Linked DNA regions of Mus musculus: region 1 is linked to region 2. A link is a loop called in an ENCODE intact Hi-C map of the cell type or tissue named here. Cell type or tissue: left cerebral cortex. All regions are shown on one strand.

What was found. A loop is a pair of places that touch in the nucleus more often than their neighbours do. Peaks named below come from ENCODE experiments on the same cell type or tissue, not always from the same donor. Only the 100,000 strongest peaks of a DNase experiment are listed, where the experiment ranks them.
Region 1: a loop joins it to region 2, with 2.5 times the contacts of the local background. A loop is called at or near these places in 3 of 42 quality-filtered maps.

The regions. Positions count from the first base shown.
Region 1 is chr12:87,439,770-87,447,769 of GRCm38, forward strand. It overlaps Alkbh1 (alkB homolog 1, histone H2A dioxygenase), which reads right to left and starts at 4,070. Exons shown (of 6, transcript NM_001102565.1): 1 at 3,873-4,070; 2 at 537-645. The coding sequence starts at 4,055. Nrp (neural regeneration protein) reads right to left here and starts at 4,248. Exons shown (of 1, transcript NM_001013372.2): 1 at 3,079-4,248. The coding sequence starts at 4,149. The coding sequence ends at 3,742. Slirp (SRA stem-loop interacting RNA binding protein) reads left to right here and starts at 4,127. Exons shown (of 4, transcript NM_026958.3): 1 at 4,127-4,257; 2 at 7,795-7,853. The coding sequence starts at 4,161. In left cerebral cortex, no CTCF peak of the experiment used is centred here; a DNase peak (open chromatin) is centred at 4,110; H3K4me3 peaks cover 2,543 bases; H3K27ac peaks cover 771 bases.
Region 2 is chr12:87,262,927-87,270,926 of GRCm38, forward strand. It overlaps Vipas39 (VPS33B interacting protein, apical-basolateral polarity regulator, spe-39 homolog), which reads right to left and starts at 3,360. Exons shown (of 20, transcript NM_001142580.1): 1 at 3,226-3,360; 2 at 979-1,071. The coding sequence starts at 1,071. Ahsa1 (AHA1, activator of heat shock protein ATPase 1) reads left to right here and starts at 3,802. Exons shown (of 9, transcript NM_146036.2): 1 at 3,802-3,995; 2 at 5,229-5,419; 3 at 6,949-7,031; 4 at 7,411-7,528. The coding sequence starts at 3,916. In left cerebral cortex, CTCF peaks have their summits at 3,798 and 4,973 (motif pointing right); DNase peaks (open chromatin) are centred at 3,447, 3,714, 4,243 and 4,994; H3K4me3 peaks cover 2,922 bases; H3K27ac peaks cover 1,632 bases.

The DNA.
Region 1 (8,000 bases), 180 kb after region 2:
AGCTGGAGAGATGGCTCAGCCGTTAAGAACACTGACTGCTCTTCCAGAGGTCCTGAGTTCAATTCCCAGCAACCATATGGTGGCTCACAACCATTTGTAATGGGCATCCGATGTCACCTTCTGGTGTGTCTGAAGACAGCTACAGTATATCCACACACATTAAAAAACAAAACAAAACCCCAAAACCAAAATAACAAACCACAGATGTACCTTTTACAAAAAAAGAAAAAAAAAATCTAAATTATTCAGTCTATTATTCCCTTAAAATTCTGGCAGAGTTGAGGTTCACAGTTATGGCAGAGGTTAGAGTGTATCTTTAATTTTTTTCATTTAATTTGTTACAATACTTCTGAGTTTCCTTAGTTTTTGGTAACATTAAACAGACTACTCCAGAGCGGGCAAAACTAGGATAGGTTCCGGGGTCGGGCATGAATGTGTTTTAGGTATGTTAAAGAACATATCTATTCACAGCTCTTCCTATGGAAGAAATCAGAATGACTGCCTAACTTCCCGTTCTCTCTCTCAGGAGCCCTTACCAGGATAGCCTTCGAGTCCATAGGCCCTCCACTTGCTCACAGGTTCAAGTCCCACCCTCTCGGCATCACGCTCAGTGACAGAGGACACATTCAGAGGAAACCTGACCACCTGGAAGGAGAGAAAGCTAAGTCAGTGGGCAAGTTATCCCTGAGAATCCGAGACCTCCTAAGACATTTCTGCTGTGGGTTCTTAATACTAGCTTCCCTCACCTACTTGACCTATGGCCAGTTTACGCATCTGTAGTCTAACAAATATTATTTTCTGAAAAATTAAGCTAAGTGGTTATAGGACAATTAAGCTAGATTGGTTTTGGCTTTCTTTTATTTTTAAGACACATCCATTTTATGTGTATGAGTCATTTGCCTGCATGTACGTGTACCATGTACATGCCTGGTGCCTGTGGAAGTGAGAAGTATTGGATTGATTCCCTGGCATTGGAGCTCTGCATGGGTAGGAGCTGCCATGTAGGTCCTGGGAACTGAACCCAGGTCCTTTAGAAGAGTGGAGAGTGCTCTTACTGCTGAGCCATCTCTCCAGCCCTAATTTTGACTTTTAAGATAACCTTTTTCTATGAGAACACACTTTTGTTAATTTAAGAGGATTCACAAAATGCATTTGTAAGTGTAATATATCTCAGGTCACAATGCTATTTGGTCTGGCTAGTGCTAAAACACGGCTTCTGAAGCACTTTGTCGTAGGTAGCAATAAGAAAATATCAGGCAGGAGTAGGTTGAGAAAATAAGAGTACTCTAGCCACAAAGTTATTTCCATAAAACACCAGGGGTCCCATTTGCTGACATTGCTACCTTTAGATCAAATTCTAATTCTAGAACTTTGTTTTTATTATTAAAAAAATAAATTATTAGGAGCTTATAAAGTTTTCTTTGCATATAAGGACATCTTATAGATGAGTCATTACACTGGCTAAGGCCCAGCAGGTAGCCGGGTGTCATGGCACACACACCTTTAACCCCAGCACCTGGGAGGCTGTGATTTTGAGGCCAGCAGGGTCTACAAATCCAGTTCCAGGACAGCAGCTGGGGATACAAAGAGACACTCTATCTAAAGAAAGAAAAAAAAGAACCCGCCAAACTAAAGAAACACCCAAAACCAAAACAACCCATAACCCAAACAAACGAAAACTGAAACCAAATCTAAAACCCCTAAAACTCAACGTCATAAGGAAAACAAACAAACAAAAAACCCCTGAAACCACTTCACTTTTCCATGAATAATAGAAGTGGCTTGCTTTAAAATGCCTCTTTTTCCAAAGATAAAGGAGCTTTTTGTTGTTGTTGTTGTTGCTACTAATGGGTTTTGGAGATGAATCTCTTACTATGTAGTCCTGGATGTCTGGGAACTCAGAGTTCTGTTTGCCTGCCTCTGTCTTCAAGTCCTGGAATTAAAGGTGTGCGCCACGTCTGGCTTGAGAAATGAGCTTCTGTTTCAATCATTCTCCAAGGATGGAAAATTCCTGACAAAATAACAAATAACTGGCATATAAACAGGCCTCAAACAATAAGAACAACAAAAACGCCTCTCTCTTTGTCACTGGGAAATCATCAAATCCAGTGCCTAAACATGTTAGGCATACTCTCCATCACAGAGCTGCATGCCAGGCCCACCAATCTTTATAATAAAAATGACTATCAGAAACTTCCTGAGAGTCCTGATCAGCTTAAGTTTTCTAGTTACACATTGCTGGCAAAATATTTGGTCATGAGTTCTTAAATAGGCCACTTGATACTCAGATACATCCTCAGACCTTAAGATTTACAAACTCACTCTTTATGTCAAAGAAGCCAAGGCACTGAGCTTTTTGAGAGAAAATTTTTCCCCTTTCTGACTTTTCTCTAGCCATTTTTCCTACTCTGCTCTAACCTGACGTTCTGTGACAATAGCTTCTCTAAAATGCTAGCATTAACCTGCTGAGCTGGTGAAATTGACAAGCCAAGCTTACATTTAATCAATCCGTACTATATTTTTGAGCACTGTGTAACAACAACAAAAAAAGAGCACTTCTGGGAGGCATTACGGCAGGAATAAAGGACTGAATGACCTAAGGGCTCTTCAGAGTCCAATGTTAATCTCAGGCACACGCTTTCCACACGTAATTCACATGACTCTAAAACCTTATCTGCTAACAAACTTTCTGAGAAGTTGAGTTTTGGACTCCAATTTTACCTACCTCTGAGGTAGTTAAGAACTTCCGATGTGAACATCCCTGCACGATAAATACCAAGGCCAAATAAGGGGTTACATATTTTCTCTCTTAAGTGACTACAAAGACATCCTGGTTCAGTTAGCTGCCAGCCTGGGCTCTCAAACGAGACTCTGTCTCCACAAGATTAAGTTTTTTTTTTTTTTTTTTTTTTTAAATATGACTATGGCCAGGCAGTGGTGGTGCACACCTTTATCCCAGCCCTCAGGAGGCAGAGGCAAGGAGGATCTCTGTGAGTCTGAGGCCATCTTGGTCTACAGAGTGAGCTTCAGAAAAGGCAAGGATACACAGAAACCCTGTCTTGAAAAACCATACATAAACATACCCTCTGGCCCCTTTCTTCTCATCACGAAGAAATAGGGAGGGTACATAAATTGTTTAGATTTAGCTTAGAAGTTTATTTACATGTCTACGAGTGCTCTCCTGTGGAGCTCAAGAGAGGGTGTCTGATCCTCCGGAAGAGTTACAAGAAGGCTGTGAGCTGCCACGTGGCTGCAAGGAACCAAATCTACTTGGTGTTCTTGGGAACACCAGTAGGTAAATGCTCTTAATTACTGAGCTATCTCTCCAGGCTCCTAGATTCTCAGGAAAAAAACCTGCTAATTTTACCTTTACTTTCAAAGCCTCAGAGAAGACAGGGTCGATCGAGTCTCAGGCCCAACGGATTAACGGTTTGAGACTTATTAAATGGCTGCTTTTATCTGAAGTTATGAGGCCACCCTAACGTCCACGAAGATGTTCTTCTGAGCTTTACACAAAATATCGTATTAGTATTAAACAGATAGTTAAGGAGGTACAAGCAATTTCCAGATTTTTTTCTTTCTTTCTTTCTTTTCTTTTCTTTCTTTTTTTTTTTTTAGCAAGGTCGCGTGGGTTGGGGGAAATGGCGGCAGGGCACAAGCCGTGGCCCGCGTGGGTTGGGGGAAATGGCGGCAAGGCACAAGCCGTGGCCAGAGCGTTGGGACAGCGAGGCAGCTGGTCGCTCATCGCTCGACATTACAGCTCACTGGACAGGCCCAGCAGGGGCTTCCCTCCAAAGCCGGCCCGGAGGCGGCCCAGTCTCGGGTGGCCCAGTCGGCCGCTAGGCTGGCACACACTACTCCTCCTTTCCTACCTGGGGCACGCCGGGCTTCGGGCTCCGAGCCAAGTGCGCCTCTGAGAAGTCGATGACGGCTCCCAGGTCCGCTGTCCCCGGCCGGCTCTGCCGGTAGAAGCGGAAAAGCTTCCGGAAAGCATCCTCTCTGGGCTCTGCAGCCAGCGTGGCTAATGAAGCCACAGCAGCCGCCATCTTCCCCATCTCGAGGCTGCCAACAGTTTGGCCCGGAAGCAGAACTCGAAATTCCGGCTCTGGCAGGTTCTTCCGGGGTCACGACTCCAGGGTTTCGATTCATTCCGTTTTAACATGGCAGCCTCCGCCATAAAGGGGCTAAGCGCACTGCGTTCCAGTACTGGTCGGCCTATTGCGTTTGTCAGAAAAATTCCTTGGACCGCGGCAGCGAGTGAGTGATGGAGATGAGGAAGGGCGCAGTCTTTATGTTTTATTTTAAGTAACGCGTAAAACCTATGTACAAACTCGCAAAACATAACTTCTCTGTAAAGAACCTTAGTCTACATGGTCAGGCGGTTTGCTTTTTTTTAATTTTTAATTTCATTTATTTATTTATTTATTTATTAATTATTTTTTAAGGAGCGCTTTCCTAAATTTGCCCGTCACCCTTACGCCTTGCTCAGGGACGCATGCTGATACTCTTTTGAAAAGAACACAAGTGGTTTGCTCTTGAGTAAATTCTTGCGCATAAAATTTTGCTTCGGGTTAACTCTTTAGGCACGATCCTCTCCACTCGCCCGATCGACAGTAGTCAGTCATTCGGAATGATTTGGTGGAAAGATTAATTATTTGCTTACTTGGACACTCACGAGTCAGAAGGAGCTATTTTGACCTCAGGGGAGCTTGACTTTCAAGTGGCAAGAACGAAGGGGTGGAGATGAGAGAAGAGATTCATTTGGTTCAAAGATGAAATTTGGACCAAGGAATTGATAAAGGGGACGAGTCGGAATCACTTAGTTTTTAAAGTAAAACCGACAGCATATTTGCTGGTTTGCGGAGAAAGGTGTACACTCCAGATTCCTAGCATAGATGACCAGCGGTTTTAGAATTGAGGAAGAAGAAACCTAGAGAAGATTAAAAGTTGCAGGATGTGAATTTGAGCTGCTTGTGGGGTCACTCGACAGCATTTGGACAGAGGTAGCTCGTGATTGAAACTTTAATAGTTGTATAATCCGAATAATGAAGTCAATATGGCAAAGGGTCTCATAGGACTTTTTAATTGTCTAAAAAGTGTAATCTGTAATACCTCCCCCATAGAATTGGGGAGAGGAATAAATAAGTTTATAGATGAACTTGGTAGATTTATGCTAGAATGTAAGTATCTAACAAGTGATAGTGGTTCTATTTACATGGTTGTTAAAATTGATGCACAGAAAAGGCTAGTCTGGGGATAGAGAGTTGGTTAGTTCTCCAATGACTTAGCACTTTTGCTTTTGTCAGTGCAATTTAAAGTATTTATGTATGTTGTCAGTGTGGGTGAGTACAGATAAATGAAGGTGCCCCATGTAGTACAGAAGGGGGCATTGCATCCACAGGAGCTGGCATTACAGGCAGTTTGAGCCCTCCTGATGTGCATCCTTAGAACTGAACTTGGGTCCTCTGTAAGAGCAGTATGTACTCCTTTTTGTTGTTGTTGTTGGTGGTGGTTTTTCGAGACAGGGTTTCTCTGTCCTGGCTGTCCTGGAACTCATTCTGTAGATCAGGCTGGCCCCGAACTCAGAAATCTGCCTGCCTCTGCCTCCCAAGTGCTGGGATTAAAGGCGTGTGCCACCACTGCCAGGCCAGTATGCACTCTTAATCACTGAATCATCTCTCCAACCTTAATTTTAAGCATGATCTCATACTATAGCCCGCTGAGATTACAGGTGAGACACTATGCCTGGCTAAGTTCAGATTTTTAAATTTGCTCATCAAAACTTAAAATCCAAGAGCATTTTTTGGGTAATTATTAACATATAGATCAGTCCCATTAAAAGTGTAGAATATAGTAATTTCTTAGTTTTTGTGGCTCAGGTGTAGTTACATGATTGGAATAGGATCTGTGTCCCTTATGGTGAATGTCAAATCCACCACAGTGTTCTCCCTTACATTCTGTTAAACTTTGTAGAGAGCCTGAGGGTTTTCACAGGCATCTCCTAGGTTCAAGTTTCCATTCTACCAGGGTTGATTTGAAACCTTTCAAACTCCTTAATATTGAAACTTTTTTTTTTTCCCAGTTCATCCTTTCATTTAGCAAATACTTACATGGTATCTAGGCATTGCTTTTAGTATCTACACTACACTCTCCTGAAGTGCTTTGGTAAAAACAGCTTACCTTCTAGAAGTGGTTTCTTTAGTGTGCTGGCTTTCTGTTGCCCTGACAGAATATCTGATATAAACAGTTTAAAGGAAGAAATAGTTTTAGTCCATCTTTCAGCCCAGTTTTACCCAGGCTTATATGGGTTTGTCTTGTCATAGTATATCATATTGGGAACAGAATGTGGAGGAAGGCTTCAAGAGTGAATAAGATTCAGAGGCCCCAGTGTTCCTTCGCAGACAAGCCCCTCCCATTGCTATAACATCCTTCCACTAACTATATCCTAAAAGGTTCCTACCTCCAGTAGCACCACAGGCCTTTAGCATGGGGCCAATGAAGAATATGAACGATCCAAACTATAAGATTGGAAATGTTTTCTAGAATGATTATTGTCTGGTTTTAACATGTATGTTTGGTGCTCTTTTGCCTAATCTCCAGTTACTATGTTCTCTGAGGCCCAGATCTTGCCAATCACTAGGGCCTTTCAGAAATTTAGCCTCTGATTCTTGAAGGATTATTTGATGTTTAATCATTTATTCAGCCATGATTGAAAAGCTTTACTGTACAACACACAATTAGCATGGAGTACCTTGTTTAGCCTGTAGTGTAGTGGTGGGTTGGAGACTCTCAAACAAGAAGTACAGACAGTTGGGCCGGTGATGCTTAGATTAACTTGGAACTGTCTTTCTTTCTGTTGCTGCAATTTAAAGGAGGAGTTTCTTGGGGACTTCAGATTCAGAGCATGAGGCCATGACCATGGTGGGGAGCATGACGGCGGGTAGGCAGGCAGGCATGACACTGGAATAGTTAGTTGAGAGCTCATATCCTGAGACAACCATCAAGAGGCAGAGAGAACAACTGGGAATTATGTGGGCTTTTGAAACCTCAGTGCCAATCCTCAATGACGTGCCTCCTTCTGCAATGGCCAAACCTCCTCATCTTTCCCAAACAGTTCCACCATCTGTAGACCAAGTATTCAAATACATGAGCCTATAAGGCTATTCTCATTCAGCCCGCCACAGGGACATAAGTAATATTAAAAACCCTGCAAAGAAGAACCACTGTAGAGAGAAAGGGACAATGTAGTTTTATCTTTAAGGTCAGGTACTGGAAACCTTTTGAGATCTCACAGTAAGAGTACTGTATTCTATCTAGTATGAGCTTAATAAGATAATAGTCAATGTATTGGGCTAGCCTGGAAAAAACAAAACCATACAATTTAGGTCAGAGGAGATGAGCGTACTGGCATATGGAAGAGCACCCACATACACAAAGAAGGGAATCCACAGGATAGGACATAGAATTGAGTTTGCTGTACTTAAAAGTAACAAGGCCAGCACTAGGAATAAAGCAGGCAGCAGCAATAGGACTCATCTTGTTTGGAAATCTGTAATGTATCTGGCAGGACACTGGGCTGTCACAATTTCACCAATTTATCTGTCCATGTTCCCATCCCGCCATCACATCTGGTGCTTTACAGCATCATTCACTCATGTAGCTAGTTTTAGTCTTCAGACTCAGGAAATGCAAAGTATTCATGAATTCTGGAACCTTTCTGAGTTTATCTACAATCTAGAATACAAAATGCAAGATAAATGAACTTATTTTAATATGCCCTCTCACTTCTTACAGGTGAGCTGAGAGAACATTTTGCACAGTTTGGCCATGTAAGAAGGTGCACTGTACCTTTTGTGAGTATTAAAACAGTAATAATAAACCTACTGTGTGTGGGCGGGGTGGCACTGTGCTCCCTGTGGTGGAGCGCTTGCCTAGTATATACGAGCATCTGGGTTTGATTCTCATCTGAGACTGCCAGAAGAAAGAAAATATCTTTTAAT
Region 2 (8,000 bases):
CCCTGTTGGTCATCATATTTGTCTCAGCAACAGAAACCTAAGTAAGCAAGACAACTTTCTGGAGTCTGTTCAGGAGACTAAATCCAGATCACCAGGATCATGGCAAGAACCTTTATTGGTGAGCCATTTCACAGGCCACTATATAGTCTGGATTTGGAATGTCCCCCAAAGGGCTGTATGTTTAAAATTCAGGCTTCAGGGTAGCCCTAGGAGGAGGCAGTAGAACCTGAGAAGTGGAGCCCAGTAGGAGCTTCTTGGGCCATGGGAAGGGTATTTTTAAAGGAGACTGTGGGACCCTGCCATGTCCTACTCCTCTTTGCTTTCTGGACACACGGTAAACTGTTTTGTTCTATCATGTGAATGCACCAAGAAGTGCTATTTATCCCAGGTCCAAAACAACAGGGCTAATCAACCACAATCTAGAACCTTAAAAACAGAGCCAAAGCCGGGCGGTGGTGGTGCACGCCTTTGATCCCAGCACTTGGGAGGCAGAGGCAGGCAGATTTCTGAGTTCCAGGACAGCCTGGTCTACAAAGTGAGTTCCAGGACAACCAGGGCTATACAGAGAAACCCTGTATCGAAAAACAAAAACAAAACAAAAAACAAAACAAAAAAACAAACAAACAAAACAGAGCCAAAAGAGGGAGTGGGTGGGTTGGGGAGCAGGGCCGGGGGAGGGTATGGGGACTTTAGGAGAGGAAACTAGGAAAGGGGATATTTGAAATGTAAATAAAGAAAATATCTAATAACAAACAAACAAACAAACAAACAAACAAACAAAACAGAGCCAAAGTAAGGCTTTTCTCTGGACCAGTTGATTACCTTGGGTATTTCAGATAATGATAAAAATCTGACTGATACACAGGCTCTTCTGAAGATCTGACCTAACATTACGAGCCTACTGGAGATGAGAAGAAACTTTTCGAGACGCATCCAAGAGTATGGTATGACCCTTACTTAACACTTGTGGAAACCTACCTGTGAGAGCTCATCATCTTCATCATCAAAAGTGAAAGCCTTGAACTTGGAGCTGTTCCAATATTCCTCCTCATCACCTTTTGTCCGGTTCATCTGGAGGGAAAGGAAGACAGGTGCAGTCTCTCAAAAAAAGTGTTCCACTACAAACAGTTCCCAGAAATAAGGGACGTAGAAAGGAATCTGTAAAGTACCTGCCATGCTAAGTCAGATCCTTGGGTTTCCAGCTTATCAGATCATGTTAGATATTCCAATTAGCCACAAACATTCATTCCTAGAACCTCTACTGTATTCAAGTACTCAGATGTTATAGTAACTATGAAAAGTGCAAGTTATAGTCTCCCTTCTGAAGGATCTCATTAGAACTAGGGTACCAAAACAAAGGGGATACTATTCGAGAGGCAAATGTTGTAAGGATTCATCATAATTTTGCTGAACACACAAAAATCAGCCAACACTCACCCCAAACAGAATAAGCAAATTCATGTATTATCATATATTTAGGGAGTGCCACCTCTGAGTTGTGCTTCTAAGCTCTGGGAACACTACAGCTGACTACAGCCAACAAATGTCCCTCTCTTCCAGTATGTTCTTTAAATGCCTGACATAAAAGAAAGGAAAGCAATTAAAAGCAGAATTATCTTGCCTGTATCATCAACTCATGATCATTTTATGAATCATTTGGCTAATTATGGGGCCAACTTCTGAGATCATGACCAAGAAAATATATATTAGCTAAAAGATCCCACATTATTCTCATGACTGCTCCAAAGTTAGGTATTGTTCTGCAAAACAAAACACGTTTTTCAAATTAAGCTGTGGAAGAGTAAAAATTGTAGTTTAACCCAATAAGTACCAAGATTTCCACAGCACCTGGCCACTTACTGGGCCTTGAAGTCAAAAGGTAAATGGCTCATTTCTAAGCCTTGGAGAAATGCAATCTTGCCTTACTGGCTAATAGTGAAGGATAAATAGTGTTAGAAAGCCTAACAAAGTGCTTGGCAGAAAATAAACATGTAAGGTTACATCCCGTTAGTATTTGATATAGCAGTTAGTCTGCCACTAGATAATATATGCAAAGTGTTTACCTAATCTTAATGCTACCTTAGATAAAACAAGAGAATTTTGTTTTCTGCAGTTCTGGGAACTGAGCTTCGGGCCTCCCACGTTTTAGACAAGCACTCTACCACTGAACTATATTCCCAGCCTCCAAAATTTTTGTAAAAAGCAATCTTAAATATTAAAAGAAATTCTAAACCAGGCCACAAATCATGAAGATGTGTACAGAACATAAACATGTCTCTAACATGTGTGCAAATTCATAAATAACTGTCATTCATTTGTCATTCACAACGATCCTGAAAGGTAAGCCTGGGAGATTCCCACCGACCAGGGGAACAAAGCTCAGAAGCAGTAAACATCACAACTTTACTAAATCACTTCTACTCCAAACTACAATCCAGGGTTTTTGGATCCTAGACTCTTTCTTTTCTTTTTTCACTTTTGGGAAAACTAGACAGATCTTTACAATGGTAACTAGAAATAGGTAGAGAATATGTCTAACAAACTTAGTACTTCACCAAGAATTCTTAAGACTCTTTTTACAGTAGTGGATACATTGTATTTCGAGTGACAAAAGAGACCGTGATTTACGTGGTAAGTAAAATGGTAACAATTTATAACTCTAAGAATGCTCAAAGGAAAGCGGGCTTCAACGTGATTTAAAATGCTTCCGAGATTTGATCTTATCGTCACCTGTACACTGACAGTCTGACATGGATAGGGGGACAGATGCGAGAGGACGGGAACACGACATAGGGAAAACAGGACCCGTTTAAAACACAAAACAAAACAAAACCAAAAACCAAAACCCTACAACCAAGAGGTTCCTTGCCTCAGGGTACTGTAGAAACCAGCTACTGGAAGTTAAGCTAGGTTTTTAAGGCGATGTTTGAGAACAAAGACCTGAGAGATTGGATTACAGGAGCAAGGTCCAGGAAACCACGCATCTACCACAAACACCAGAGCCTAGAGGGTGCCTGAGAAGACATATTCAGAACCAAATGTTGAGTAAGCTGCTTTGAGGCTTGCTGGAAAGCCCCATCTCGGAGCTCCCAAGAGTGGTCCCGACAGAAGAAGGTCGGAGTGAGAGTGTAAGGATGCCTCAGAAAAGACAGGGAAAGAAAAGGGTGCGGAGAGGGTGGGTTCACCTAGACACGAGGCCTAGACAGGGGCTTGGGACACCCTCACCTCTTCCACACCGAGCGCTCCTTCTCAGGACAGCGCCAGGCTCAGCCGCTGGACCAGCCTTTCTAAACAGGCTGTGAGGCATAGAGAAGAGCAGAAGGGGACAGCGGAGAAGAGTCTGAAGAAGGTGAAAGGAATACCCGCAAAGCATCCTGGAAGTTGTAGTTCCATAACCTCTATCATTCTTTCGTCCTCCCTGCGGGCCGCGAGGCTTCTGGACTAGCATTCCCAGAAATACTAGCGCATAGTGCTAGGTCATTTCCTTTACTTTCAGCATGACCTTCCGCAGTTATCGGAAGGGTTGGTTTAAAGACTACAACTCCCATCAGGCTCAGCAAGGTCGGTTTAGGGCCCAAGGAGACAATGAGAGGAATATTTTGTGTCCTAGCCGGTGGGGATTAGGATCTTGAGGGCCTAGACTTAAGAGCTTTTAAGATAAACTGAGAGAGCTGGAAGGAACGCCAGAAGTTACGGAACCTACGGCTCGGCGAGCTGGAACGGAAGTACCCGGTAAGAGCGAGGAGGAGCCGGAAGTTAAGGCTGGGAGGGGGTTGGGGTGGAGGGAAAAGCAAGCCAGGAGGTGCTGTGCTGCTTCTAGTAGTTTCCAGGCGCTGCCAGGCGGCTGGGACCGAGCGGTCCTCAGGCTGTGGCTGCGGCTGCTTGGGAGCTGGTAGCGGTGCGATAAGTGAGCTGATGGCCAAGTGGGGTGAGGGAGACCCACGCTGGATCGTGGAGGAGCGGGCGGACGCCACCAACGTCAACAACTGGCACTGGTATGGGCCAGCAAGACAGGCCGCAGGAGCACTGTTAACAGGCTAGGGGTTGGAGGTGTCTGGGACCTTGGCGAGTACGGGACCCAAGTAACCCTGGCCTGGGGTTGGGCGTGAGTCCTTTCTGTAGCAGGGGTCCCCTCCATCCCTCGCCACCATCACAGTCTTAGGGGCGATGGGTTCGACATGGACTGCTGAGTCCCCAAGGAGGAATTTCAGAGCGAGAACAGAGTGCCCTAGTTGCTGCATCCAGCCTGAGCCGGGTGATACTTCCTACACGTGGCCGCAGGCGTCCTTGAGATCCAGACCCCTGCCGATTGTGTTGGGAGTCTGCTGGGGAATTCGAGAGCTCCAGGCGCGGTAGTTGTTGGTTTGCGGGTTACAGTGAAAGCAAAAGTCATAGGGGACTACTGCCTCAGTCCAGCGTGAGAAGCTTTGGAACGTGATCTGCAGGGCACTTGGAGCTTCGGGATGCTGAACGCAATGCAGTCTCCTACCCGGAACTGTTAAGTTCTGTTGTAACAACTCCAGGTTGCCCGGCAGTCATGATTTTACAGCCTAACCGGTCTTGGAAGCTGCCTCATCTCTCAGAAATCTTCTGGAAACAAAGTTATTTGGAGTGCCACTGAACTTTACAGACATTATATTTTTTTTCCTCAGTTATAGCTTTTTGATTTTTAAATAGCTGTACTAGAAGGGCAAAGAATTGATTTTTACCGTCTTTTTTTTCCCCCTTCAACCTGTCTCTTTTTAACATTCTACTTGATGTAATTTTTCTTGTGGACTTTGTGACACTGTCTAGAGGATGTAGGATGTGTAGGGCAAAGTTTGAACACTGAACGGGACACAACACTGTTAATGAGGCTAGCATTATTGTTGGTTTGTTTTGTTTTTTTAAACTGAAGTTCTTAGCAAAAATGCTTGCTTGTCTTTGCTCTCCTGACTTAAGCAGTATGGTCACATCTTTCTTCTTGGCCAAATGGGGGCGCCATTTTAACGGTCAAGGCTCATTGTGCTAAGACTGGAAAGTATTAACTTGGTTTGCACAGCACCTCTCTTTGTTGACAACTCGCCACCCCTTTGGATTCCTAAAAGTAGCATGTTTGTGGACATTCTAGGGTAGAATTGAGAGGGTTGGGTTGTTTTCTGCCTCCTTTAACCTTGCAGTCACCTGCTGAATGAAACAGTGCGTTCTCCTCTTGACTGCCAGCCCTTAGCGCTGCTTCTGTCTTGCAGGACAGAGAGAGATGCTTCAAATTGGTCCACAGAGAAACTGAAAACCCTGTTCCTGGCCGTTCGAGTAGAAAATGAAGAGGGCAAGTGCGAGGTGACCGAAGTGAACAAGCTTGATGGGGAGGCATCCATCAACAACAGGAAAGGCAAACTTATCTTCTTCTATGAGTGGACCATCAAACTGAACTGGACAGGTAAGGCCTGCCAGGCTGCCAGGGAAGAGGTTATAGCCCCGTTGCCATAGCTCTGATCCTTGCTGGAGAGGTTCTGAGCACTGACAAACTCTTGAAGAGAGAAGACGGTGTTGCTTTGAAGGCAAGCGGCATTGGGCACTCAGTGGGACGCCAAATGAATTTATCTGCTTGATCTCGTCAGTTCCATCATTTGTCTCATGAATGAATGATTTTTAAAAGGGGGGGATGTTTCTTTTAGCTTCAATCACTTTCTACTTCCAGTGCAAATCTTATATCACTGTACTATCATAGCTAATTATACATCTGATTTGGGGCTGTTTTACCATCTTATAATTTAATGTCCCTTCTGTAATACCCCTAGGGGGGAGAATTGGGCTGAATGGAATATTTCCCAAGTGAGTAGTAAAGATGAAAGTAGATAGATCTGTCTATAATTTTTGCTTTTTCAATGTATATCTGAAGTATTGTTACCTAGAAGGAACTATATATATCTTGTCTAGTCTCCTTTTTATATAATACACTGAAAAACTGAGGCGTACAGACACAGAGTGAGTTTTGTCATAGTTAACATGTACCCTAAAACTTAGTCCACTATGCAACAACAGTTACTCAATTTAGAAAGAAAAAAAAAAAAAACAACCCACAGGGTTGATAGGATAGAATTGATCAGGTACCCATTAGATGTTGTTAACACATACCTATAGTCCCACCACTTGGGAAACTGAAGATAGGAAAATGGCGGTGAACTCTAGGGGGAGAGGGAGAGAAGTCCTCCATCCAAAAATGTCTTTAAAGAAATCGGGGACCAGAGATTGGAGTTCAGTTCCCAGCACCCATTTATAACTCCAACATGAGAAGGCTCTGACCTCTGAGGGCACTTGCATATGTGTGTCCCCCCAACCTCCACACACATGCACACGTAATTAAAATGAAATCTAGAAACTAAAACTTAATACCAGAGTTTTATACATGTGCTGAGTATGAAATACATTCATACTGTAATCAGGATGGTGGGTGGTTTTTTCCTGAAAGAAGCTTGAAGTGTTGTGTTTTGGCCGTCAGGGGTTGTAGCTTGAGGGCCCTTGTGAGATCACAGAACGGGTCCATCTAAGGCAGAGGGATCAGCACATACCGATGGCACCTTACCTGACAGATGGCAGAGATAGGACAGTGACAGATGTCACATAGTTTTCTATGTTCACATCTTACTTCTAAATTATAAACTCACACAGAAGCAAATGCAGAGTGGCCACAATCAAATTCTCCATGGCAGGTGTTCTAACAACCAATGCTAGTGGCTACCCAGACAGGCTCGGGGGACCTGAGCTACTGCCAGTGCCATGCTATAATAAGTCATAACAGCTCTCACTCCACTGTGGGGTGAGGAAAGACATTAGGGGTGCCAGTGATTGCTTCTGGCACGTGGCATTCCCAGAGTGGAGGGTCACAAGAAGCCTAAGTAGGACACTGCTCTGGCAGGACCTTTCCTGCAAAGGAGGTGGCTAATGAAATTGCATTGCTTTTGACAGGTACCTCTAAGTCAGGAGTGCAGTACAAAGGACATGTGGAAATCCCCAATTTGTCTGATGAAAATAGCGTGGATGAAGTGGAGGTTTGTGTTTGCCGAGTCCTCGCTTGCTGCCTGTTGTCCCAGATGAGACACGTGATTCAGTCCCCACATAGTACAGGCTCAGGCTGAGGATGCAAAAAAGCAGTCTACGGGTACATTCCTAGCTTTGTGGTGCCACTGGAAACGTCCCGAGCAACTTGTATGTATTGAGCAGCTCTGCTTTAGCTAAGGAAATGGGTTCTAACGTCAGCCATCTCTGCCGAGGCAGGGGAGTAGAGAAGGAACATTGGTGGGATTGTGCGGCTAGCCAGTTAGCTGTACACTTTTCCTTTGCAGCTCGCCGCAGTCTCTTGATTGCTCTGCCCCCACACTCATGATAGCGCCCCTAAATCATTATCACCTGTGTTTGATCTCTCACTAGATTAGTGTGAGCCTTGCCAAAGATGAGCCTGACACAAATCTCGTGGCCTTAATGAAGGAAGACGGGGTGAAACTTCTGAGAGAAGCAGTGGGAATTTACATCAGCACCCTCAAGACAGGTACTCTTTTAGATCTGTATGCCTGAAGGGGGCGTCCATTTTCCACTGCCAGATCCTGCCTGAGGGCCTGACTGCCCTCCCCTAGCAGATGCATAATGATCCGGGAGGCGGTGGGTATTTGTTTAATTTTGAAGTTATTCTAAAGGCTCTGAGTTGGAGAAAGATCTTGAGCAAGGTTGTCTGATAGTGTTGGCTGTTAACCTCTTGAAATATAGCCAACCAAAGTGAGATGTGCTGTGAGTGTGAATACAAGGTGGGTTTGAAGGCAGCACCCAAAGAAGCCAGTGTAAAAACACCTCATAATCTTTTAAAGATTAACAGCCATTGAAATGATAGCTGTGTTAGAGTAACTTTAGGGTAAACATGCTAGTAAAACTTCACCTACATTAACTCTTAACATGGCTACTAGAAATCTTAAATTGCTTTTGAGACTCAGATCAAACAAGTTTTGCTCTAGAGACTATTTAAGGAC